Linked DNA regions of Mus musculus: region 1 is linked to region 2. A link is a loop called in an ENCODE intact Hi-C map of the cell type or tissue named here. Cell type or tissue: left cerebral cortex. All regions are shown on one strand. Links, peaks and the distances in the headings refer to the core of each region. The heading gives the core; the rest is flanking DNA.

Evidence for each region. A loop is a pair of places that touch in the nucleus more often than their neighbours do. Peaks named below come from ENCODE experiments on the same cell type or tissue, not always from the same donor. Only the 100,000 strongest peaks of a DNase experiment are listed, where the experiment ranks them.
Region 1: it touches region 2 in a loop (2.3-fold over the local background); 3 of 42 quality-filtered maps call a loop at or near these places.

What each region holds. Positions count from the first base shown.
Region 1 is chr9:27,643,332-27,646,134 of GRCm38, forward strand. No RefSeq gene overlaps it. Among named protein-coding and RNA genes, the nearest start is that of Gm30791, 130 kb to the left of the region's middle. In left cerebral cortex, for the core only: no CTCF peak of the experiment used is centred there; no DNase peak of the experiment used is centred there.
Region 2 is chr9:27,767,328-27,770,130 of GRCm38, forward strand. No RefSeq gene overlaps it. Among named protein-coding and RNA genes, the nearest start is that of Gm39314, 22 kb to the right of the region's middle. In left cerebral cortex, for the core only: a CTCF peak has its summit at 1,748; DNase peaks (open chromatin) are centred at 394 and 1,667; H3K27ac peaks cover 592 bases.

The DNA of each region.
Region 1 (2,803 bases), core at 201-2,700, 120 kb before region 2:
GGAGGTGTACATAGTTTCCCCTCCTCCTGTGTCTCCCTTCTGCTGGAGCAAGAAGAAGGGTGAATCCACTGTCTAGCTTGCTATGCTTGCTGTCACTCACCAACCGTTCAGAGTTGGCTCTGGCTGGCACTATCAGAAACAGTTGAGATGTATTAGTAAGCAAAACAGACCACAATTTCTGCTCCTGTGGGGCTTATCTACTAGCAAGAGGAGATAAGTATCCCAAAATAAATGCAATAAATATGGAAGTATGCTAGTAGATTAGTAGGTGGCAAGTGTTATGTCTTTGCTTGGCCTGTTTTTTTTTTTTTTTTTTTTTAAAAACCAAAAACAAGTTGCCACAGACATTGTAATTTGTTTCACAACAGATGCTTATCATTCTAGAAGGAAGTAGAAGGCATTGGTTGACCATTGAGTCCCTGTGTCCTGGTTCACAGATGACAATCTTGATATATTCTTACATGGAAAAGGAAGATAGGGAGAGAGAGAGGGAAGGAGAGAGAGAGAGAGAGAGAGAGAGAGAGAGAGAGAGAGAGAGAGAGAGAGAGAGAGAGAGAATACTTCTGACCTAATTATCTTCAAATACTTAATATATTAGTTCTAGACCACCCTGTTCCTGTACTGCCCATCTGCAGGGATGTGGGACTATGCCAGCTCTAAGATCCTGCCCTTGTTTGCCCTTCTAGAAAGAAAGGCAAGGCATAGGTTACATGGATCAGAAGGGTCATACTTGGCAGCAGAGCTGCAGAACCACCCATCCTTTGCCAGAGAATGTCAAGTGAAGTCAGGCATAAGTGCTGGACATTTGCCATCCCAGAGAGTTGATAAAAATGCTCAGAAACCCAGATCACAAAGGATTGCAAAGCCATGGCCACTTGGCTGTTTTCCTCCTTAGCCAGGACTGACTGCATTTCCTTTGTGACTGCCTTTGGGGTCTTCCTGGCAATGTACTACCAGGGATTTTATTTCTGTGAGTTGTGGATGAATGCTGGTCTCTCAGTGAGCACTCAGCTGGTTTAGAGCAGGATTCTAGTCTGAAGCATCTAACTATTTTCTTTTAAGAGTTAGCCTATACCTCTAGTTTCTTCATTAAGCTAGAGTCATCTGAGAGGAGAGAATTCCAATTGAGAAAACACCTCCCTAAGATCGGGCTGTAAACAGGCAAGCTTGTACGTCATTTTCTTGATGAGTGATTGATAGAAGAGGCCCAGACTATTGTGGGTGGTACAATGCCACTGAGAAGCTTGGCATGTTTTTTGTAAGAAAGCTAGCTGCGTTTTGAAGCAAACCAATAAGCAGCTCTCCTCCATAGCCTCTGTTTTTAGCGTTTTCCTCTCTGCTTGGTTTGAGTTCCTGTCTTGGCTTCTCTCAGTGGACTGCAATTCAAGATATGTAAACCAAACAATTTCCTCCCAAAGTTGCTTTTGATCGTGATGTTTCATCACAGCAATACTAACCCTAACTAAGACACAGAGTATCGCAGAGTTAGGGAATTAAGACAGAATGGAAAAAACATGTGAGCCTCCTGTTTGTTGTTTAGTAATGCCACTTAAGGGAGAGCTCTGGGGACACAGAGTGATTAAGGATCGGTGGATGAGCGAAGGGAGGAGTTTAGCATGCAGAAATGTATATGGTCATAAAGTTCCTTACACTCATCATAGTTTTAGGGGTAAAAGTCTGGACTCCCTGGTAGAAGCATGTCAGTCATACAAATGATATCTACCATGTATGTTATGAATTGACTGTTGTTCACTGAGGAAGAGGCAGGAGGCAGAGTGCGGAGTACTCGATGTTTCAGAGGCAGCTCGGTGATGTCAAACATGCTTTATCTAAGAATCTTTTGGGTCGTGTGATAAGAATACCCATTCTTTTTTGTTGTTGTTTTGTTTTTTGGTTTTTTTTTGTTGTTGTTCTGTTTTGTTTTGTTTTGTTTTGTTTTTCGAGACAGAGTTTCTCTGTATAGCCCTGGCTGTCTTGGAACTCACTTTGTAGACCAGGTTGGCCTCAAACTCAGAAATCTGCCTGCCTCTGCCTCCCAAGTGCTGGGATGAAAGATGTGCGCCACCACGCTGGGCCTAAGAATACCCATTCTTAATGAGATGTGGTATGATAGTGTGTTTCTTTATTCTCAGCACTCAGGAGGCTGAGGCAAGCCTGCCTGAGGCCAGTGTGGGCTCAACACAAAACAAAGCACCAGTGAAAACCATCAGTATGTTCCACGTCTTTAGTCAATCTGTCCTTTACTAAGGAACCTGTGGATGTGTCTTGCCAACCGGCGCTGGGGATTCTTATCTATGGAGCCTGCAGTTCTTGGTACTGCAGATTACAATTAAACCTCGAGGGCTTTTGTAACTGCTCAGACTTAGCCCAGGGGCTCTGCCCTCTTCCATCTAGGTGGGGTTGTGCCCTGCAAGGTTTGATGTTCTACAGGTGTGTGCCATTCAGGCGAGGCTGCTGTGAAAACTAGGGTTTAGGTTTCTGTGTGGAAAAGCTGAGTCTGAATCTCTATCTCACACTGGACAGGAGCCTTCTGCCTGAGGAACTTCACTGCAGGAAGAAGAGTTATTGAGTCTGCTCAGCCTTGTGCATGGCTATTCTGGGAAGCTTACTCCAAGCTGGTGCTGGACACGGACCTCCCCAGCTGTAGGCTTTGTGGAGTGAGTGGACATCCTGGAGAACTTAGGGCCAGCCATTTCTATTTTCTTCCTCCCTCCCTCCCTCCCTCCTCCTCCTCCTCCTCCTCCTCCTCCTCCTCCTCCTCCTCCTCCTCCTCCTCCTCCTCTCTCTCTCTCTCTCTCTCTCT
Region 2 (2,803 bases), core at 213-2,712:
CATCATTGATGTCTGAGACCATGCTTGTGTCTGGTAGCTACAGACTAAAGAAGGAAGGCATGTTTGACCTTGTAGCATTTGAAGTATGGCAAATGTGCCTTTGCTTGGAAAGTACATATGGGCCCGGGCCATGTGAGCAGCAGAGAGGCCCCAAGAGGATGTAGTGTAGAGAGGTGAACTTCCCAGTCCCAGCCCTGCTCCTTTGGCAGCCCAAGTTCTCCAGAATCTTCATGGTGCCAGCTGCCCTTTGCTTCCCACCAGCCAATGGCTATAAATACAGTCACATTTCCCACATACTGTATTTATGTTTCAGAAAATGTCTGCGTTGCATACGTAATAGAGGAGATATAATTATAATATTTCAAAACTGGCCAAATTCCGTGAAATATAAAATAACAGATGGCACCACACAATATTGGTGCGGTGTGCTTCGTTTAAATCATAACTGGGGCCTGAAAATGTTCCCATTTGGTACAGGGTGGTGATGAGAGTCTAAGTGTTGAGAGATCGGGGTGGGGTGTCTCCCTTTCTTTATCCTCTTGTAGTTTTTTAGGGATAATGGAGCTGTGGTGCTGTCCATGCCTAGGAGCCCCACGTCCAGCCTTGCTGACTCACCAATTGCAGGCATCCCAGTGTTTCTAGCTGTTAGCTGGATAGCAGAGGTGTGAGCTGTGAACTCAATTTATGGGTTAGATATTACCTGCCTTTTAGATACCAGTCCTGCTTACATGAGCGTTTATCTTCCACATGATTATCTATGTATCCATCAAGAGGTTCAGCTAAGTTTTCAGACTTCCAGATAAAGCACAACAGTTTCATTTGGACATTTCTGATCAGATGTGGGTTATGTTTTGACCCTGTATTTGACCCTGCATTTGACCATTGTTTTCTATTTTCTTTACCCAAAGTCAAAGCAATTTGTGATATCACTGACCCTCAGAGGTTCCTTGGGAACTGGAGTTTAATATGAAATCAGATCAGGAGGCACACACATTACTCTGGCACTTAAATCCCTCATACTTAGCAAAGTGGTTCACTCATTTGGACAGGTCAATGTTTGCATAAGTGTTTACACACAGCCCACATTCTACAAGTGGCTGTATTTTCCTCATTCTTGTGGCCACTTCCATATTACTGAACAGACTATAAAATATAGCAGTAAGTTTTTAGATCCCGTGTAGTCATAGGCACAATAAGCCATACATACCTGTTGGAGAGGCTCTGCCTGAAGGTGAAATCTTTCATGATTCAGCCTTTACTGAGTCAAAGGCCTGAAAAAGCAGTACTCAATGGAAAGAATCATTGAGTATCTGCCTTTAGCCTTCTTATGAGAAATGATTTCCAGGATTTCTGTTCATCACAGGTTCTTGAGAATCTGACTATAAGGAAACAGTTGATCTTTGGGCAGATCAACTTTAGTGGGAAGAGACAATAGGCTTTTGCTTGGCAGAGTGATGGATATTTTAATAATAGAAGTATTTCAAAGACTGAAAATCTCCCTCACAAGAGGTTGTAGATGTCAATAAGTGGATGAATCCATGCAATTATATCCAAATGTGCTGTGTGGTGAATGTAGAAAGGACACCAGAGGCTTGCTTTGCCAAGTGCTGCTAGCCAGCTCTAGCAGCTTGCTAGAAATATGATTTCCAGGCTCCACTGAGATTTAAGGAACCAGTAGAATTTTGGCAAGATCTCCAAGTGGTGTGTGTGTTTTAGAATCTGAGAAGCCCTGTTCTCCAGCACTCCCTCTAATGGACATGTCTATCTAAGCAAACTGAAGTTACCAAGAGCACATGACTACAGGTAGCCCCCAGCTCTCTCAGTTTTTAGGTAGAGTAATGACATGCAAGTAGGGTTAGAGGAGTCTCCTTGATCCCTTACTCAGAGGTGTTCATAGCACAATGGGGTTAAAATGCATTTGCCTTTCCTGTCAGACACTGTCCACGCTCTTGTCATCTAGGAAGGATTCTTAAATTCACACTATAAGCTATTTCTTTGAACTTTGCCATTGAATGACTCTATTAAAATGATAATATCTTAACTTGATGGGTAAAGCAATTATTAGCAATTAAGCTATTAATGTTAATTAGTGCATTAATTTACTATCAGAGAGCAAGGTTTACCATCTTTGTATCCCCACTATTTAGCATGTTGCCTATCAAACATTATTATATACTTTATTTACTATGTATAGCTTTTGGCAAATAAGAATTTGGGGTGACATTACCTAGTCAAATATGTTTTTCTGGAAGTAGTGGGCCTCAGACTCAGGATAATTCAAGAGATGGATGGGTAGAAAGACTCCACCCAGAAGAAGTTTTGAGGATTCTGAAGGCCTGGGGACCTGGATCTGGTCAGGGATAGAGATAGGGTATGATGGCAAGGCACTAAGGACTCACACTGCTACAAGTTGCCACCTCCTCCACAAGATGCATATGGTGAGCTAAATGAGCCACATGATGGTTATCTTAGTTACTTTTCTACTGCTTCAATAAGGCATCATGACTGAGGCAACCTACTGAAGAAAGTTCTTTGGGGTTACAGAGGATAAGACCATGACCATCATGACTGGGAACATGATGGTGGCAGGCAGGCAGGCATGGCTCTGGAGCAGTAGCTGAGAGCTTACATCTAGATTCATAAATGCTAGATAGATTCATAAAAGGTAGGGAAAGATAACAGGAAGTGGCATTCACTTTGGAAAAACTCAAAGCCCACTTCCAGTAGCATACCTCATCCAACAAGACCACATCTCCTAATCTTTTCCAAACAATTCAACCAACTGGGACCAACTATTCACACA